Regions from separate parts of the Homo sapiens genome. Here region 1 is linked to region 2. The links are chromatin loops, found by intact Hi-C in ENCODE. Cell type or tissue: psoas muscle. All regions are shown on one strand. Each heading gives the region's core, and the rest is flanking DNA. Links, peaks and the distances in the headings are about the cores only.

Region 1 (12,648 bases), core at 4,647-9,646, 480 kb before region 2:
TTCTATGAACCTGTGAAAAATCATTCTCTTTTTATTCTGGTAACTGTAACCATCTTTTTCTCTTTGGGAACTGATCTGTGTGATGCTGAAAGGAACTGAGAATTACAGTTTGGCCTCCCCAGCTACAGGAATTTGCAGGTGAACTAAGACATCCAATCAAAGTATCCAACACTCCTGGAGAGAATTATTGGTTGGCTATGGGCTCATGATTCAAGCAAGGCCAATCAGAGTCTTTTCCGAAGCTTCAGTCAGTGTTTGTAGTATCAAGAGCTGTGAGGATACTAGTGGCTTGGGTGGAGATTACAGTGAGCATCTTGCAACACCGGAAAGGGCTTGCCTGAGAAGGAAATCAAATTGAGCCAAGAATATTAGCATTACACAGCAAGAGAACATCTTAAAATAATTTGTTCTATATTGACTTCCCAGTTAAATGAGTCAACAGGCTCCTGCCTCCTCCCCTCTCCATTCCTCAGTTTTACATTGGTTTGAGTCAGGGCTCCCATCCAATTTCTGAAACATATTTTTAAAATTCATTACTAGAGAATGTATAATCATCCCCAAGCACCCATTGAAAGGAAACATGTGAATCATGTCCCACAATAGGAGGGTGGCGGGGGGAGACAAACACTGCACAGGTTACTCTGCCTCAGTGTAATACCCAAAATAAATAAAATCTTAAGTCTTTTCTGTTTACTAGCTCCCAAACAAAAACAACCTTTTCTCCACTCCCTTTTGTAGTGGATATGAGACAACTTTTGTGGATATGATAAACAAATGAGAAACTTACTGTTTTTAACCATGAACAGCTTAATTGAAAACTATTCTTTGTATTCTTGTGGGGGAAGGATTTTCCCCACTTTAAATAGCTGTCGCATTTTTTATTTGGTGAGTTAGGTCTTTTAAAGCTTGGATTTCCCTGGAAATCTTCTTTGCAAGTAATTATTTTCTCTTTTCTCAGTGCTTTTATATCTGAGAGTTTCTTTCACACAAATAAATTTTGATTTTACTAATTTGAGCTCATTGTTCAAACACACTGGAGTCTTTCTGAATCTTAATTATATCATTTTTATCTTTATTGATTCACAAATTGATATACATATTCTTAATGTCTTTATGAAGTTAATCATTTTTAAATAAAATGTTGAAAATAACTCATCTGACTTATATTCTTCTTTGTGTGAGTTACAGTATGTATAAATGACTTGCTATATTTATATTCCTATGGCAAATATGTATATAAATATATCAAATATATATATATACAATACTATACTCCAAGTTGATATTGATTTATCAAATCAAACATTTTATGTATGATTCTTCAATTAGTCATATATCCACTTAACCATATCATTTAGTCTACAATTCTTTATCTTATCCATAAGGAAATCATGAGATGCTCTGTCAAATATCCTGCTAACATTAAAACACATCTTCTCTTAACTCTTGCCCAGTGTCACTGTTACCTACATAATATAGCTGAATTTCCACCCTGCCCTAATTCTGCTTATCTTTAAGAAACAGGATGCCTGTGATAAAAAGTTCCCTTTGTAACCAGACCAGCTGAGACTGGTTAGAACCAAGATAGATGACCAAATGACTTTAAGGATCTCAGGTTTCGTTATAATCTCACAATTTTATTTCCATACTAAGTGGCACTCCCACCAGTGCCATGACAATGGCCATGACAATGGCCCAAAGAAGCCATAAAAGGACAAAAAGGAAGGCAGCACTCTAGTTCCAGGATGTTTACCGCCGATTTCTGGAAAACACATAAATATTCCTCCCCTTGCTTTTCATGTCCAACCCCTTCATTAGAGAAATCCTATATTTTAACTCCCTCACCCCTCACTAATAGAGAAATTGATTTTTGAGCCATGCTCCCACTTCTCAATTCCATGACCCTCGAATAAAGCTTGCATTGCTTGACATTCACTTTCAGCTTCATGTATTTGTTTCATGACACTCAACAGGGAAAGATTCCATCTTCTAGGGGACTAGGTTTGTTGGTAAAATCCCTGATCAGTATTCTTTTGAGTTCAAACATCAAACACTGAATTTGTATATGTGCTTGTGTGCACCTATATAAGTGTACCTCATTTTATGTAAGAAGTGGGCACTAATTGTTTTAAACAAAACATACATAAAAATTTCAACTCAGTACTTAAGATAATTTTGTAGTGAATGTTTATTGAGAAGTGAATATTCTTTAATTTATCTATGTTATACATCTCTGTTTTGCATATACTAAGCTTTAATTCAAGTAAGCCACATTTAGGAAACCTCATTTATTTACCACCGGGAACAATGTCATATAAAAATGTGTTGTCTCCTTGAGACTTTCATAACCTAAGCATGGGCCAAGAATACCTAGTAATTCTCCATGTTTGTTTACTTCTCTGCATCTGTATAGTGCCTTACACAACTTGATATGTAGTAAGCCCCACAAATATCTGGTGAGAGAATGCCTTACTGTATACATTAGAAGATTTAAATCCTTGTATCTCTTCACCCAATTCAACCTGGTTTCCATGTTTTAAAATGGCTCTTTAAAGCCACCATTTAATTCAATGTTGCCAAATCCAATGGATACTTTTCAGCCCTCATCTAGGGTGACTGTTCAGGAGTATCAGCCTTCTTAACCACTCTAATTTCTGCAAATACTCTATGGCAGTAACTCCCTTGGTTTCTCCCACTTCTCCAGCCATTTTCCTCAGGCACCATCCCTGTTCATCTCTCCTAGCATTAGCTTACTTCTAAGCCCACTCTATGATCTCCCTGCAAACTTTTACCCAACCCCAAGGCTTTAATTGCCAGCTATTTGCTATAATTCTCAGATTCACATAGCTAGCCCAGATGCTCTACTGAGCTCCAGACTGATGTACATAATGGCCCTTCCAATATCTCCTCTTGCCCCATCTCACAACTTGGTCAAAACTGTACTCATGGTCTTTCCTTCCTCGCCTCCAGACCTTCTCTCTAACCAAATAGTACCTCTACCAACCCACCTTTAACACTTTCCTCCCCCTCCATCTTATCAACCATCACATTTTGTGAATTTTACTTCCTATTTCTCTAATCCATATTCTTCTGTCTATTCCCTTTACCATCATTCACTTCCTTCTTCTCTCACCGGGAGAAGGGCATTATGAGACTTCTAAGTGTTCATTCATATCCTCTCTAGTCCCCTTCTAATCTTGTATATAAAACACTGCCAAAGGGATCTATATGAAGTATAAATCCAATCACATTGCATCACTCTGATACCAAAAAACTTGCAGTGATTTCTAAATGCTCTTAGGACAAAGGCCAAAATTCCTAATATGGCCCTATGAAACCATGCCTTTTCTAGCAATAGCTTATGTCATTAACTGCACCTAATGCAATCCCTTGCCCACATCCCCACATTCTAGTCACACATCCTTTTAGTTCTTCAAATACACTATGCTCCTTCCCATGTCAGGTCTTCACCATCCCGCTCCCTCTATCAAAAATGCTCTCCTTCCTTGGCCTTGCCCAGTTTTAAAAACAGACTGAGGCCTTCCCAGACTGGGTAAGAACCTCATAAAATTCAAACTTCTCTGCTGTAGCACTAATCCCAATTGGAAATAATAATTCATTTTATTTGATTGACTGTTTATCTCTTCCTCTAGAGTCTAGACCAGTGGTTCTCTAAGTGCTGAGATCCTGGACCAGCAGAATCAGAATTACCCGGGACCTTCCTGGAAATGTAAATTTTCAGGCCTTCCTCCAGACCTACTAGATTAGAAAATCTGGGACAGGGCCTTCCAGGTGAGACTGATGAACACTAATGTTTGACAGCCACTGCTCTACATCTATGGAGAAATTTACGTTTTTCTTCTATCCTTAGCTCTGCCCTCCTTACCCAGTATTCTGTAAATAACCAGTGCTCAGTAAAGATTTACTAAAAGTATGAATGAGCAAGCCATTCCACATTTTTCATGATGTTTATAAGAATCTCTTAATTAGGATTAGAATAATTTCAATTACCAATTAAAATTTTCCTGAAAAACTTCCCCCACAGGCAGAAAGAAATCTAAGCAATCTATTTTAAACTAAGATTCAAAATAAATACAGAAAACTTGTAACACTCCTATGTCATGTCGATGGTAATGTTTGGAATCTATATGCCTCAATAGCTGATTTCCTTGTCAATCAACTCGATCCTCTCCAAGTAGGGCAAAATAAGATCAAAGAGAACATAACAGGACAGAGAGAACCAAAACATAGTCATTGAACAACCCGAGAAACATCATTAAACCACTGGCAAATCACCAGGCTATTCTCAGCAAGAATAAAATATCTATTTATGTATTTATATAAAGAGACAGGTCTTGTTACACTGCCCAGGCTGGAGTACAGTGGCTATTCACAGGTGCCATCATGGCACACTGCAGCCTCAAATTCCTGCCCTCAAGCAATCCTCATGCCTCAGCCTCCTAAGTAGCTGAGACTACAGGTGCATGCCACTTTACCCCACTAAAATGCCATTTTAAAAGATGAAACCAAACAAATGAAAATGTTACCACAAAAAATTTCAAATTCACATATGCAATCTAAAGTTCATTACATATATTATTTCACTAAGTCCCCATTGCTTTACTTCTGAAGCTAGAAACATTTATCTTGAAATGTCTTAAATCACTTTTCTTAAAAAAACACTGAGTTTATAAAGTACTAGCACATTGTTTTCTTCTATACCAAGAACATGTTCAAATTTCACTCAGACACAACAGAAAAACATAATTTGTGTGTATGTGTGTACACCGCATGCCTGTGCATACACCCATATACATATATGTGTCTATGCATATGTGCGTATTCTGCATATACATTTAATATACGGTCTTGCATCCATTAGGCCCAGGTCAAACAGATTTTGTCACACTACTTACTGCCATTATACTCATGGATGTAATTAACTAATAAAAATACAGCTTTTGCATATTTTCATTGTAGATAAGACGAGATCCTATTTTACATTAGATCCCATTCCTTTAACCCTCAGTAACGATGAACTGATTATTACATAAAATAAACTAAATTGACTTTTGCCTTACTTATTAATAAGGCAGGTTTAGCCAAGAAAAGTTTATCTAAACAAACATAATCCAAATTACTTTTCAATTCACCTTAATGGTACCTCTCTGCATATATTTTCTAAAAAATAGCCCTTATTTGGCATTATGATAGGACTATCAGGACCTTACTTTACAACTCCTTGTCAGTTAACAGCTGTTAGTTTGAGTTACTGTTCTTACTGAAAGTAATAGTTGTACTTCTTATCATTGCAATTTGCCACTAATTTAAACTAGAATGTACTTGCTCTTAACAATTCAAAGTAATATTCCTTAAAAAAACTTAAGGACCTAAGATAATATTAATATAACAATCTAGATTAGAATCTAGGGATGCAAAAACAAGAGAAGAAAGTAATAAATTCCCTGACATCTATATATGCTTTCCAAACTAAGTCAAGAAAATAAATGTCATTATTTCAAAGATGCAAACATAAAGAAGCAACGCTCCATAGCAGCCACTTTGATCTCAGTTTCCTCTCACTGACACAGGCTGCTGTAGGCTAATTCTTTAATTAAGAGGAGAGCAGGTCAACTGCAGAGCTCATGTGTGCATTTTTCCTCTGGCTATGTGCCATTTATATGGTACTTACTTGCATTTTCTCAATGCAATTACACAGTAATCTGCCATAACCGAATAGCCCATGGCTGCATGGTTTTTACTGACAAAACATACTGAGTAACCAAATAATTAAAGAGAAGTTATAAGAACTTTCCATCCTGTGAGTCACACTACACATTTTAAGGCTGTGCTCTCTCTCATGTTATTACTTCTGGAAAAAATGTAACTGTTAAAAGTAGCAGTAATTTATTGAGCACTATGTGACAGGCACTGGGCTAGGAACTTTACATTAAATATCTTGAATGTTCTTATAGCAGCTTTATAAAGTAGGTGCCAATATCATCCATATTATACAAATAAAAAAATTGAGGCCTAGAGACATCAAATAAGTTGCCCACAGGACTTAATGGTATATGTGAAATTCAAAGCCAGGAAGGCAGACTTCAAACCCTAAACTCTAAAATTTCCTCTTTACACTTACATACGTGTGTCATAAATATCTCTCACGAACAAATTAGAGTCTGCTCAAATTGGAAAGAAGGTTGCAAAAATATGGGATGGAGTTGATGCAACACTGCTGGTACCTTTCCTTCTTCATCACATGGAGTATGGATCTGGAAATAGTCTTTTGTGGTACAGGGAGGGCGCTCTGTACACTCACTGGATCCTTCCTCTGCAACATAAAAAAAGCGTTTCAGAAATGGGTCAATTATTTTGCAACTCTAAGAAAAGGCAAAAAAGCAAAACAGAAAAAGCAACTAAAAAGTACAAATAAACTTACCAGGGCAATTTAGGTAGAACTACCTAGGTCTAAAGAAAATAAATGCCTACATTTTTATTTTCCCTAGAGCAATAAGTGTTTCTATGATACACATGGAGTAGTATATCACAGTTTTTCCCAGAAGATATTAGATTTCTTCCATCATCACTATACATTGGAAATTTGGAACAAATTAAAAGTTTCTATATACGTCTCTACACCAACAAATCATGTAAAAGTATAAACATTTTTAGATTAGTATAAACATATCCATAGCAGCTACCTGTGGGGTGTGGAATAGAAAAACAAATCACAGACCTATACTGGGGAAAGTCATGCAGAAACGGATAAGATGTCATATTTTATCCATTCAACATCAATTCACTCCAGCACTTTGGTTTCAGGCACCACTGCTGTCATACTTTATGGGTGACTTCTGGTTTATAAATGTACACTTGACCAACATACATTTAGAAAGAAAAAAGCAGAGTATAAACTAGTTCTACCTGAAAATTGAGAGTCGTCTTTACACCTTATACATTCTTTGGCTCCTTTCTCAGAATAGGTGTTTCTGGGACACACCTGGCAGTTGAATGAACCTGGTTTGTTGCTGAATGTGCCTGGCTTGCAAGGAAAACATTCTGATGTGTACGCCACCCCTGTGCAGTAATGAAAAACAGAGCATGGGAGGGGGACCCAATACCAATAAGCAAATCAGCACCTACTTCTGCTTCTACCCAGAAGTGAGGGAGATATATGAACAGTAAGGTCAGCCCAAATCTTTTATCTTATTCATCCAGCACTAAGAAAGCATTTATTGTGTACAAGGAACTGCACAATCAAGTCAGCAAACAAATAAGAGATGAAGATTTCATAGAGGTATAATACTTGTATTAACTGAGCAGTCAAAAGACAACTCCACTAACTCAAAAATGAGATAAACCCTAAGGTTCCCTCCAATTCTATAGGGCTATAATTATCTGATCCTTATGGTAACCTGTTCCCTTTTTTTTCCACTGCTTATTAAGTCACAGGTAAGACCTAGGAATGGCTTGACTTCTCCTCTGGTTTGTAATTCCAGTCTTTGCCAGCAGATGTCCTAGTGACTAATGAGTTAACACATTGTTCACAGGAACAAGCCCACAATGAACATATTAAAACGTAAGCCAAAGTTTAATAAAGGAGAATCACTGCTTTAATGAAAAATACTCCTAATTGAGAATGAACCATGCCAGGGTTCACCGACTGCTCTCCTGGGCCAGAAATTACCCGGTTGGCTCAGAGAAGCATAAAAGGTTTAGGAAAGAGTCAGGTCAAGATGTTTATTGTTATTTTTATGGATATAGCAGTGACTAGGTCATCAGTTCCCTGGTAAGCCCAATGTCTGGCACAACAGACATTTCTTGGAGGAATAATGGGGTCTTATTAACACAGAGACATTTTGTTTTTGTTTACAGACATCTAAAATTGTCATCATGTTTACTTTTTTTGCAATGATTAAATAATTTAGTTCAAGGGTACAAGAAAAAAAGAAAACAACTGTCGATTTCTTGGGAGTAAAACCAGGGTCTCCAGACCTATATGATTCCCTAACATATTAATTTCTGTTCTATAAATCTTTGAGCCAGCCAAACCAAAACTTTAATAAATATTTTAACTAACTGTAAGATGTGACTGGTGACTACTAAAACAGAATGCCATGAAATACCTTCAATTGTGATATTTTTTACCAGCACAGGCTTGACCGCCTTAGAACCCATAAGGATGCCTGTAGTTCTCCAGTAGAGTATGTTTGTGCCTGATTTCAGCATTACCTATAAAGAGAAACATAAAGGCACTTAGGGCAGATAAGCCATGCCATTTCCAAAAGCTACTCCCTTACATACTTTTTCAATCCATATAATAAAACACCATTAATTTAAAACCCACAGATTTAAGTCCACTGTTAATTCTGACCTAACCTCCGCTGAAGTTTACACTTTCTTAAAAGAAAAAAAATGGAGTTTGCTAATCCACAAAATACATTAAACAGAAAAGAAGAAGAAATCTTCAAGTCTAAACAAACACAAAAAATGATTCTCAAACCATCTGCATGAAGTCTTAGTTTATATTTAAAAGGAATCCATTTTAGAGGGTGAAAGTCCCTCAGCCCACTTGTATATTTATAAGTTGCCACTATTTATAAGATCTTTGAGTTCTGAAAACAAAAGGCAACAGAATGAGTTTGTTTCTTTTTAAAAATATATTTAATAAAAATACTGCTACAGTAACAAGAAAAAATAGGAATGTTCTTAGGGATAATCTGATTTAACTCTCTTACTCTAGAACATTAATAATACTATATGTAGTATTGGTTTCCTTTGCTACTGGAATATTTTGCTAATTATAAAATCAAACTAATTTTCTCATAAATTTCATGTTCATACAGGTAAGTGAACTAATTTTAAGAGTTCCTTGCTTTCTTATTTACCCCCCTTATTCTTCTATACAGTCTCTGGCTGGACAAATTCAAGCTGTATAAAATTACAATCCACCCAACTATTTCAGTGAAGCAGTACATTAAGTAAAAGTAGTGCATTAAGCACTTTCCCTTGTATTAAGCCTTTTTAAGTAAAAAAAGTATATTTATTTTTAAGGGTTACTTGTACCTTCAAAGCCCAGCTGACTGGGTGTTAAGGTATACGGATCTTAAATGTTATTAATATTATTCTCAGGTATACAGATTTTTAAAAATATTCTGAAAGGGTATGTTGTATTAATCACCCAAGGATGAGGTACCTGCTACAACCACAAAGACAAGGATTGATGGTCACTTATTGAAATAGAGCTTGATCTATATTGTAGGCACTATATTAGGCCCTTCCCACATATCTTCTGATTTAATCATGCAAGATTTTTCCTATTTTGCAAATGAAAACATCAGACACAAAGAGATTAAGCAAATTGCCTAAAGAAACACAACTATAAACCGGAGTTAGATATTAAATCCATGTCTCTCTCACTCCAAAGAGATGGTGCCTCAAATAATAACAGATTCACTGAATTGTTACCTGGTAATTGCCTTCAAGCATTTAAGGAGCTGTCCTGTAAGGAAGCAGGCAGTTACTTTACTTCATGTAACCAGAGAAGGTAGAATTTTAACCAATGTGTGGCAAATAGGTAGGAGGCAGGTTGAGGCTCCAAAGAGATATTTTGTGATAAACAGAGCTGTCCAACAAATGGAGACAGCACAGTACCCAACAAAACAAGCTTGAATATCACTTGTTGGGCACAGCGCAGAGAAAGATAAAAGGAATTCACAGATCCTTCCAATGAAAAGAGCCACTAATTCGATCACATATGACAGGCACATTTGTAAACTTAGAAACTCAAATGTTTTGTATATTAGTTTTGAACAGCCTTCTTTCTCATGGATGCCCCTTTGAAAGGGAGGAAAATTAGACTACAATGGGAAGGGGAAGGAAAAGGAAACTAAGAAGAAAGAAAAAGGTAGGAAAAAGACCCTGAAAATTGAAAGCTGAGTCCATGAAGCTAGGGGTAATTTTTTCCGTAACCAGAAATCATCTAAATTAATAGTTAATTTTGATATTTTTTCTTAAAATATACTTTTCTTAAAACGTTATGAAAGGAAGGGGAAGTTGGGAAAGAAGAAAAGGTTGGGGAAAAAAAGAAGAAGGAAAAATTGGCAAAGAAGAAGGAAATACAAAGAGACTTACAGAATGAGAGCCCCATTCTCCATTGTCTGTAAGTTTTACCCACTTGTCAGTGGTGGTGTCCATCTCCTGGCACTGATCATTTTGAATCTGTGGATTAAACACAAGAGCCCTAGTAAAGTGTCTTGAATAACAGCTTTAATTAAATTCTGTACCCAGCACAGACTGCAAGAACCTCGTTCAATACCTTCTAAACAATGGCCATGAGTAATTCTCAATAAGTAAACATACCGAGACCTCTGGAGCCTAAGTGACAACTGCATAAGACTGAGAGGTTCTAAGTAAACTATCTTCATCATTGTAACAAAAAGCCTAGCTCATTAGAGAGAGGAATGTGGGAGAACACTGACAATGCACACTAACACTGTGACTAACACTGACAATGCACAGAAAGGAGACAAAGTATAAAACAACTACCCAACTTACCCAAACTTTTTCATAGCTTGCATTCACCATGCAGGCCCAATAGTATAAAAATAAACAAAGCTGTTCTTTATAATATTTGCAGCAGTAAAATTTTAAATTAAAAATAAATAAAGTCCACTTTGTTTTCCATTCCCTAGGACTTAATCCAAATGCAAAAGTAAGTGGCTATGGCCAAAGTCAAAGTTCCAAATTTTTATTTGGGGGTAAATGGTAATCATTTGCCATGCCAATTCAAATGATTACAGATATCTTTAACACCAAACACCTTTTGCTTTCCAGGCAATTCTTCCAAAATGTCAAGGGGTTGGGACACTACTTTTCCAGGTCTACAATGAATACAGAGACATCAAAAAGTTAGGCCACCTTTCCAATATTGCAAAACAGCAACAGAGTAGAGTTAAAATAAGATCTCATCATCTATATTCCCACCAAAAGAAATGGTTCTTCCTTTCATCTCTAAATCATTTTGTTTCTTCACTCCTCTTCCCAACCAATTTACAAATATTAAAATGTTCTCCTTAAGAGCTATTCCCTAAAGACTTACTAACTAAAATATAGACCCTATTGCCATCCAAATACCAGAGAATATCAGCTACTGAGGGTACTTACTTTAATTGAATTTAAGTGTCATATTCACTTTATAAGCATAAGGACCATTTTAATGCAAGTGTTAAGCTACTTAAAAGCAGATGTGGACCCTGAATATACCTTTAATGGTCAACGTGTAGATAAACTGAAAGCTTTTTTTATCACTGAAAGCAGACGTCATATGTTATCTTGACATTCTACTGGCATTCTGGAGACCTGTAAAACCTAAGTCTAATCACTTAGTCTCTCTAGGCTTCAGCTTCATCATCATTTAAAAAAAAAAATAGAAGGGCTGAATGAAAGTTTCATATAGTTCCAAAATTAAATACTTTGTTGCTGTCAATTATGCAATGCCCATATGTACAACTCTCAGAGAACAGCATATTTCAATCTACAAACACTTTCTTTCCATTAACCATTAGTATGATGACCATGAAGTTTTGACCTTCTGAGTCAATAAATTGCAACCTCTAAAGCTGAAACATCAATAGAAGAAGGAACATGAATTTGCCATCCCTTTTCAGATTATAACCAGAACAAAGGCATCGCTGACAGGAATTAATGAAACTTTATGCCTTAAGGGTACCTTTATTGACATCTCTCAAAGAACTTATTGGGCAATACAAATCTAAACACTTATTCTCACAATTAGATAACTGCTTTGCTTCTTAACTTTATTTCAGTTTTAGCAATGTTGCCAAAAGTATCCAATGAAACAGGGAATTGTTCACTCTCAGAAGGATTTTGCAAACTAAATGCAGGTTAAACATAAATCTGTTTGAATGTTGCTTAACATTTTAAACTCATCAAAAGATATTAGTACTAGGAGACTCCTTAAAAGATATTGTCACATAATCTACTTTATAGAAGTGAATGCTTAGTGCCGGAAGGTTCACTTAATTGCTCAATAACAGTGTTAACAATTACAGAGTTGGAACTAGAGCCAGAATCTCTTGACTTCAAATCTAAAGCTCATATTTCCATGAAAAATCTCTCTTGCTACCAAACTTCTGATTTAGAAATTCCCATTTCCAACAATACAAATTTGTTTTAAAATTTTTAGTACATTTGTTTCTGAAATCTGGACTGCAGAAACATTTTTCAAGATAGTCTCCCATCTATAAGCACAACACACACTTGGTTTGGTATAAGAAGTCAATCTGAGAACATTTGCTCAAGCATTTGTGTCATGATAAATATTTGCTAGATTAGATACTGTTTATTACTAATGGTTAAGTAACTTTAGTGGTAACAGCTTATTTTGTTAGATGATTACTTTATCTTATCTTCCGTAATGTTATTTAATTTCTTTTCAAAGACATCAAGTATCCCATTCATTGATGTTTTTAGACTGTACTAAATTCACAGAATCAGAAACATGCAGCCACTTCTACTTCTGAAAAAAAATTGCTCATAAATACACTTAAATAATTTTTGTTAGCAAAAAAATACTTGAAATTGCAAAGAGAAAAAAAACTTTTAAGTGAAAACTAAAATTGG
Region 2 (8,808 bases), core at 2,509-7,508:
AGGTTAAAATTCATGTTTCAGATTCACAAAAGTTGAGTCCCTGAAGTTTACATAGATATACACCAGAAGTCCTTTCCCAAGCTAGATCCTGCCAGCCGCCCCTGTATATAATTTATTTTGTACAGTTTCTAATTTGACTTCATGCTATACTTTATTGGCTTCTGAATCCTCCAAAAGAACTATAATTGAGTTACTCTCAAATATGAGGGTGTTTTTGGCAAAAGGAAAAATTCAAAGTATTACTAATTTGGATGGTTTAACTTATGTGCTGTGAACATGGTGTTACAAAACTTGAGCATTCTGTGAAGCTATTGAATCTTTAAATTATAACCAAGTTCATAATTAGCTTCACCTTTCTATTCTTCCTTAACCCTCCTTGAAGTTAAAAACAGGTCATCATTAATGGTGCATACATGTTTTATGTCAAACAACAAATGGACACAAAGGTGTAGCTGCATGTTATTTAGTATCATATGAAGTGTGCATAACTGAGGAGATGGCATAAATTGAGACTTTCAAAGATATCTGTTCAAATTTGCAAGTGTTCAAAACTACTGTTCCAGTCTGCAAAATTGTAATCTAAGTTGTGTTCAACTTTGTGTTAAAACATACTCATTTATAAAATCAGGCTGCAGTGGAAATGAGTGGCAAATGGTGCCATTAGGAGTTTCTTGAATTGCTCAACTATAAACCACTGAAATAGTCTGTGTTTCTTTATCTTCAGAGTAGGTTGGATCTGGTCCTCATTCAGAGAACAAATGAAATACTTTCCTCTGGAACATACCCAATAGCAAGTCTCACTTTTGGTTCAGTCTACACACTGCAAAGAAAGGTTTGAGCAATTCCTTAAAGGAATGTTTGTCTTAAGTCACCCAGATAGGTTATTTATGTTGCCTGCACTGATAACCAAAGACTGTGCAATTCTCTATATCTTTTACGTCTTGGAGACCTATTCTTGTTGTTTGCATAAGATGTAAAAAATATAATTCTGTGTCCTAGTCACATCAAAAAGCTACTTATTTTCAGTGACAGAATTGTTGAAAAAAGGCCACCCTTATAGTCATATCATTGTTTGGAGCAGCAGAGCTTTTATTATCTTTTTGGGACAATAATTCAGCCTTAGGAAAGCACTAGGTTCTTAGCAGGAATCATATGGTTCATTACCTGTAAGGTCCATACAATTTTTCAACATACATTGATTCAAATTTTCTTTCCTGGGTCAAAGACACAACTGTCCTAATATTTTCTATTGCCTCTGTTGCAATCTGTAACACAGAATAGACCTTCATTAGAAGTGGTGTTTTCACTTCTGAAATAATGAAAAATAAGCCCTAGGGCTCTGTCAAAAGTATCCTGAAGGTTACGTTGATAGGCTTTAATTTCCTTTAAATTAAAAACCAAAGGCATAATCTGTTCAAGACTAGCTTTATGACAAAACTGGTACTTCTGGCTGTGCTAAGTATGGTAGGCAAGTCTTTGTATGCTCAGGAAGGCTGATCAGCTAAGGGCAAGAACTGTGGCCTGGGAACCAAGGGCCTGGTTCTATTCCCAGCCTGCCACCAGGCAGTTACATGACTGGCCTTAGTCACAACCCCTTTGTGGCCTGGCTTTCTTCACAAGGCAGAGTCCTAAAAGAAAGGATTAGGCTGTGATTTCTAAGGGCCTATTGGAGCTGCCAATTATTTCCTCCCTGAGTATAACTTCTTATAAAAGCTGTCCACCCACAATGGGAAGGAGATCCCAATTGTCAACAACATGAGCATGCTTTAAATCCGTGATTAAATCAGAGTCAGACATCTGACTAATCTGGGTCAATCAGATTTGGTTTCCTGGCCCTGGACACAAGTTTGAACCGTGAGGCCCTGGGGCTTCAGAGGCTGATGTCACATTGGGTATGTGTAAGAAGCTGGTCTGAATATACAGCATCCGAGGAATGGAATAGATGTATAGGAAGACTCAGATATTAGAGCCTGTGGCTGTAAGAGCCAGTTACACACAAACTGCCTGTATTTCTTGCACTTTGGAGTGTCCTTATATCAAATCGCTTTTACCCAAACCAGCCAGAGCAGTTCTCTGATTCTTACAGCCAAACCACCCTTGACAAATGTTGATTGTCTGTGACTTAGCTATTTAGTCTAAATCTTAGTTCTGTAGTTGAGTCATCTAAACCAACAGCACATGGAGCATAAGATCTTAATTTTAGGTTTTTAACAGCTTTAAGACTTTTTTTTTTACCTCAGTTCTTAGCTTCTGCAATGAGCTGAAAGGAAGATATGTGATGCTTGAGACTGAATAACCATAGATTTTTCATTTGTAATAAAGATATAACAGATAGCAATTACAAGAATAGAGAAAAATTACTGAGCTTTTACTATGTCCAAGTATTACCTCATTCACCAATATGATCTCATTTAGCCTCACAACCTTGAAAGGGAAATAGTATTCCTATTTACACAGATGAGAGAACCGAGGCACAGAGAAGTTAACTGAATTGCCTTAAGTTCTAAAGTTAATAAGTAGCAAAGCAAGAATTCCAACTGAGACTATCTGATGTGGAGTCCATGTTCCTAAGCCATAATGCTATTCTGCTACCCCTGCTGTGTAATTTACACAAGGAGAAACCAGTAATGACTTGACACTCCTCTTGACATTCTAGTCATGGATCAACTCCCTTACGGGTTAGCTGTGGCACAGAGGGCCCTTAATCTCAGTGACCAGACAAGCCCTGGGTCAAGATGGTTATGAGGCAGTCTTCCCTCCCCACTCCCTGCCCAGTAACCAACACCCTCACTACCAAGCCCTTTTTGGAAAATTGGGATGGGAATACCTCAAACCCTGTTGTACTTTAATGATGATGAAACTGTACCCAGGTAAATGAGAGTGTTTCTTTTTAAATAGTGATTTGGGGTTTTTCTAGAACCTTCTTTCCGACTCTTAAGCAAGTGCTGACTGAGTAAACAATATTAAACTATGATTGAACTGCTGATATTAACATTTAAAACATTTTTAATCTTTCATATTTAAAATCTTTCATATTTCATATTTAATCTTTCATATTTCATAACCCTATTAGGTTAAAGTAGCTACTAAAAAAATTTAAACTGGCCAGTCTGAGTTATTCAATCTCTGATGCTTAGAATAACAGGGTTTTAGCTGGAAGGAACTTGGGGCAGTATCTGGTACAATTTCTCATTTTACTAAGGTAGGACATGAGGACTAGAGAAGTTGGGGATCTTCTCCAGCCTCACACACTGTGAATAGCAAGACCAAAGCTAATAACCCAAGATTTTGTTTTGTTTCAATACTGCTCAATTCTACCTGCTCTACTCTGACAAAATTCTAACAATTAATGGAGCTAAGACTATTAACTAGATTCAAGATGTTTTCTATCATGTAACTTGTCTAAGAAAAGTTTATTTTCATTCCATCCAACTGACCATTCTCCCATATGAAATGTGGAAAGAAGCAGGATTGAGGGGCAGGGGAGGAAACAGAGCTACACAGTGTTTCTTCAGCAGTTAGTTGAGACACTCAGAAGTCAAGGAAATGATGCCCTAAAGTACCCACAGCCAGCAGCCAAGAGAATCTTCAAGAACTCTAGACACCCAGGGGTTCCCAAGTCCTGGGAACCACATATTGTCCTAGCAAGCTCCAAGTCTTGGAGAGGATGCAGCGTGAAAATGAGGAGAGTGAATTCTGATGGAAACCTGGAGATACTATTATACCTAACGCTGCATGCAGCGGCAGCTGATGCTGATTACAAGAGGACAAGAAAGGATTTCACCAGACATAATTGGTTTAGTGGAAACATGGTTAGTCCGAATGTTAATCTTCCCTCTTAATATGGTGCCTCTGAAGCTAGTCACTCACCCAGTCTCTGACGCCTTCTTCCCTATAGAGATACTGTCTGTTCCACTTCTCATAACTAGTTAAGGTCAGTTGCAGTAATGCTTGTAAAAGGGCTTTGTAAAGTGCAATGCTATAAAACCTATATCACAATTTATATTTATTATCTGCTTCACTTCCTCATGTTTCAATAAAGGATAATAATTACATAAATAAGACTAAGAATGTTCATGGTTATAATCTACATGTGAACATTTCAGTGCATGTACTTGTAAATAAAATGTTTATGTGTAGATTTAGACACTTAAACACATATAAAGAGACCATATAGTAGAGGTAAGAGCTTTGAAACTAGACCTGAACTTAAATCCCAGCCAAATCTCTAACTTCTGTTTGAATCTCAGGTTCTGTATTTCTGAAATTGGGATAACAATAGTGCCTGCCTTATAGGATTATTGTGAAGATGTAATAAATTGGTGCATATAAATATGTAGCACAATAACTGGCACGTAGTAAGGCTCAAGTAAATGTTAAGCCCAATTGCCATTATAGTGAGAACCACAAAATTGAGGCATTACTGCCATCTGGTGGCTGCCATCTTAATTATAGAAATCACAGCCAAAAAGAAGAGGATCTCTTAAATGCCAGCACATGTCCGACCCTGAACAATTCACTTACAGTCTTCTGCATGAAGGTTTGTGAAACAGGGATGACATTTGTCCAAACAGTAGCATTTGGACATGAAGTAAAATGAAATGCACTTTGAATATTCAGAAGTTCTTTATCATAACTATGTTAAGTGCTTTCTATAGGCTCAACGTTTTATGTTAATCACCTTATATTTAAGTTCTAGACATTAATACAGTAAAATATTTCATACACAATTGACAATTATTAGTTGTAGTGGGCACAAACATTTAATTATTAAAGCCTGCATATCATGATAAATAATTCAAATAAAACACATGTCTAAAAACAACACTTAACACCAATTGAAATCTTATTTGACCTACCTTTCCAGCAGCTTCCAGTTCTTTTTTATCTCTTTTGGCATTTCCAGCCAACAATTTCATTTCAACAATTCCTGACACAGCAATAATTGGAACAACTGCTAATAGCAATAGGGTTAACTGCCAACCGTAGATAAATGATATGATAATACCAGTTCCAAGGTTAGCTATATTCTGTGCAATTAAAGCCAACCTGGTTCCTGTGGCCTGGGAGAGAAAAAGCACAAAGCAACTGTAGTTTTAAGCTCCAAATGCATGCGCTCCAGCCTTAGCCTCTTGGTCAGAATGATGAGTGGGTTCTATGCCTGAGCTACATTGGCTTACTTTCATTACAATAAACCCACAACACCTGTGCTTAACTCATGAGGCTCTGCAGACATTTCTTCATTGTGCCTTTACACTCTCATTCCTCTCCTGCCCACCTGAACCAACATTCTAGAACCAAGTAATCAACTTCTCTGCTTTGTGGATGGGCACTGGGGGTGCATGTATTTTTTCATAGATGCAATGTTCAAAGAGGAAACTAACTCCAATGTACCTGGGTAATTTTAAAGACCATTTAATTCAAAAGTGTAAAAGGGAAAGAGACCATCTGTTGTTACAAAGGGTACGTGTCCTAAGAGACATCCACCACAAAGCACATATAAGGATGAATTAGTGTTGTACCACTCAGAAAACAAAGGTGGCTGTAGCAACATTGCAGTCAGCTCTCTGCATCCATTCCTCCTTCTCCTGTTGTGTGGAAGCAGTGAGCTGCAAAGTAACCCACCTCAGCTAAAGGGGTGGGGGACGTAGGCCACTCAGAACACCACCATCCCCTGGAGACAGTGGTTCAGGGTGGGGCATGTGACCCAAATTAGCCCAAATTAGATTTCAGCAAAGGGTTTTTGTTTGGTGGTTGAGGTAGAGGTGTGTGCTCTCTTTCACTGGATGGGAAATAAGGAAGCCTGTAGTTCTAATTACTATTAGCAGCCATCCTGTGACTGCAGGGAATCAGCCTTGGGATAAAGCCAAAGCCAATGAGGGAACCTGGATTCTGGATTAAATCTGGAGGGGGCAGTGGGTCAATCAACCTTGAAGTTTAATCTTCTGCTTATTGTTTACAGCAGTTTTGATTTGAGCTTTCTGCTATTTCTAGCTGGAAGCATCTTAACAAGTGTGGGTATGCTACATGCTTATCTAAAACCATGTTATGTAAAAAACTACAAGTAGAGTGCAGTCTACCTACTCCTTGGACTTGGGCAGCATCTGTGGCAAGTCTTGTAGAAAGTGCACCAGTACTGTTTTTATGGTCATCAAACCAGCTCATGTCCTATGGCATAAAATACACGTTTATGTTAGTTCAAAATTAAAACAAGCAAAGAAAACCAGACAAAGCCTCCCAAAGCTCCAATGCTGAGGAAATTTAGGGGAGACCTCATATGCAGTGTAGAGTCCCTGGCCTTGCTCTGAGCACACACCCCCAGAATCTAGCAGAACCCAGCTTCCTGACTGCTCTGTGGTAGCAGGGAGGGCATCTCTGGTCTAGGGGGGCAGGGCTCACCCAGATGGCTGCCATGCTCCTTGCCAGCTCCTCCCAAGGCTGGGAGGCTGGTAGGCATTCCATTCACCCAATCATCAGGTCTTTCACTATGGACACTTCTGCCCTGATATGGTGTTGTCTCTCATAAAGGGTGGTGGAGCTGTCTTGGACATGTTGTTCTGATAGATTCTAGGCAGGAGAAAATAAGCACTGGTTTCTCACCAAGCTTTTGTTTGATTTTTTGTTAAACACTGATTGAAAGTGTGTCTGATCTCCAGTTAGCCACAGGGATAAAAAAAGAAGCATGTCTGAGACTTAATTTTAATTGTAAGCTACTCATCCATGGCATCTTTTACCTTCACATAAAATAATTTTTCCTGCATAGCAAGAGTTTAGGAGATACTGAAATAGGATTTGTAGACAGATTTAATCAGAATATACTACCTACTATGTGCCCATTTGTGAACAGAAATGTAATCAGTTCCTGTCAATTGAATGGATAATATTCTGGCCCTCTCTTAGGCATTTTCTATAAAAATAGATAATTCATGTTTGCATATTTTCCTATGTCAGGCACTAGAATGTGAACTTACGAGGAGAGCAAATAATGGATTATACAGTACCAGCCACCAGCACAGTGTCTGGTACATGATAAGTAATGTTTGAATAAACAAACAAGTGAATTAATGTGAAAATAGACCTCAAATAAGAAATAAACAAAACTCAATTATTAACATTTGAGGATACCTACAGTTAGTATGGTAGATTGTGGTACATGAGATTAAATGCTATCAACTAGGTTTTTCTTGGTTTAAAGACATCCTGGAGTCTCAATGGACTCACCAGGGCCTGCACAGGATCCAGAAAAGAGATACAGGTCTTCGAAATGATAGTGTCTACATGGAGAGAGATATTTACAGAATAAGCCAAAGCTACCCAAATAAAGCCTATTTCTATGAAAAAAAACAAAAACAAAAAAAAAACAAAAAAAACATGAGAAGTCTTTAGCTCTTGAAGGACCAGGACAATTTGCAGGACTCTGCCCCATCCTTGCGTGAATACCCTGGGGGGAAAACATGCATATCGACATAACAATAAGAACAGTAAGAAGCTTAATATGGAAGAAATGTGAAAGATCAGAAGGCATTCTCCAGCGCACACTCCTACCTGTCTTAGCATTGCTTTAAAAGCCATTGACCGCAGTCTTCTGGTGAGGATCTCGCCAGCTTTCCCAAACGTGAAACCCTGGTTGAGAAAAAAGGCTATGGTCTCTTTTGATCTTTATGTATGTAATTGCACCAGACCAATCATGTTCAACTTTTATGTAGCAAAGTTATGAGTTGTTTTACAGTTGCCACGGATCCTCAAGTCATGTTAATAACCTGAGCAGCCCCAGATGAATCAAGCATGCAACCATAGCAGGAACCTAAGTGCTCCGAAACAAGAATCAGGGACTGAATTAAGAAGCAGACACCACATGGCAGGATGCAGGATTCAATCAGATTGAGCTCTGACACCACCCCATGGCAGGATCCAGTCAGATGGTGCTTCCCGGCATCACTTCATTGCAAGATCCAATCAGATCACACTTCATTACCATACGCTTATAAAACCTGACCCAGCCTCCAGCTTGGGGAGATACTGCTTTGGGAACTAAGCTCTGTGAGCTTCTCACTTGTGACAAGTTATAAAATTCCTTTGCTAAATCCTCCTTGATGTGGTCATTGGGTTGAAACCCACCAAGTGACCAAACCTGCCCGTTGTGTGGGTAACAGTTGCTAGTATTCTGACACAGGTGCCTATATTCACATTGATTTTACATTATTTGTATGTTAACTATTTAAATAACAAAAGTCCAGGACCAAATACGAATTCAAAGCCCCCACGTCAAATTCATGTACTGCAAAATCATCAGTATGCATTACAATCAAAGGCCAAAAATCTTAAAGGTGTCCAGTTCTGGCTTCTAAACCATTCTAAATAGGTTTATTTTTCAAAACTTTGAAGGACAACATCTCAGTGACAAAGATACTGTGTTTAACTACAAAATTCAGTGTGTTCCTACTACTTCCAATAAACCAGTTAAATACAGAAGTAACAAAGTCCTACACACGAATTCATTTTGGCTCATGCAGTGTAAAGGAAGGATGACCTTAGAAACAAGATCCAAATGAGTATGCTGGTTCCTGGTCACAGCTCCACCTGCACTCAGATTGGGGAACAATCAGGGTACTCTTCCTTCCCCAGCCTCTTTGGGACAATTTCCTACTTTCTAATTACCACATCCAAACTGGAGAGGAGTCCAGATATCCAGAAGTGGGCTTACTTCTGGGACGTGTGAGTCTCCAGCCACAGTGTGAGTGTTGGGGTAGCCGTGCCGAGGGCACACGGGGGAGTGCACATCAGAACTGTTTACTAAGCCAGGGGGAT

The links. Peaks named below come from ENCODE experiments on the same cell type or tissue, not always from the same donor. Only the 100,000 strongest peaks of a DNase experiment are listed, where the experiment ranks them.
Region 1: it touches region 2 in a loop (2.8-fold over the local background); 23 of 110 quality-filtered maps call a loop at or near these places.

The regions. Positions count from the first base shown.
Region 1 is chr7:86,931,881-86,944,528 of GRCh38, forward strand. It overlaps ELAPOR2 (endosome-lysosome associated apoptosis and autophagy regulator family member 2), which reads right to left. Exons shown (of 22, transcript NM_001142749.3): 5 at 10,138-10,224; 6 at 8,130-8,235; 7 at 6,928-7,080; 8 at 6,246-6,334. Among named protein-coding and RNA genes, the nearest start is that of ELAPOR2, 120 kb to the right of the region's middle. In psoas muscle, for the core only: a CTCF peak has its summit at 7,519; no DNase peak of the experiment used is centred there.
Region 2 is chr7:87,412,453-87,421,260 of GRCh38, forward strand. ABCB4 (ATP binding cassette subfamily B member 4) reads right to left here. Exons shown (of 28, transcript NM_000443.4): 19 at 7,546-7,623; 20 at 6,085-6,168; 21 at 4,860-5,063; 22 at 1,165-1,265. Among named protein-coding and RNA genes, the nearest start is that of ABCB4, 59 kb to the right of the region's middle. In psoas muscle, for the core only: a CTCF peak has its summit at 4,413 (motif pointing left); no DNase peak of the experiment used is centred there; H3K27ac peaks cover 986 bases.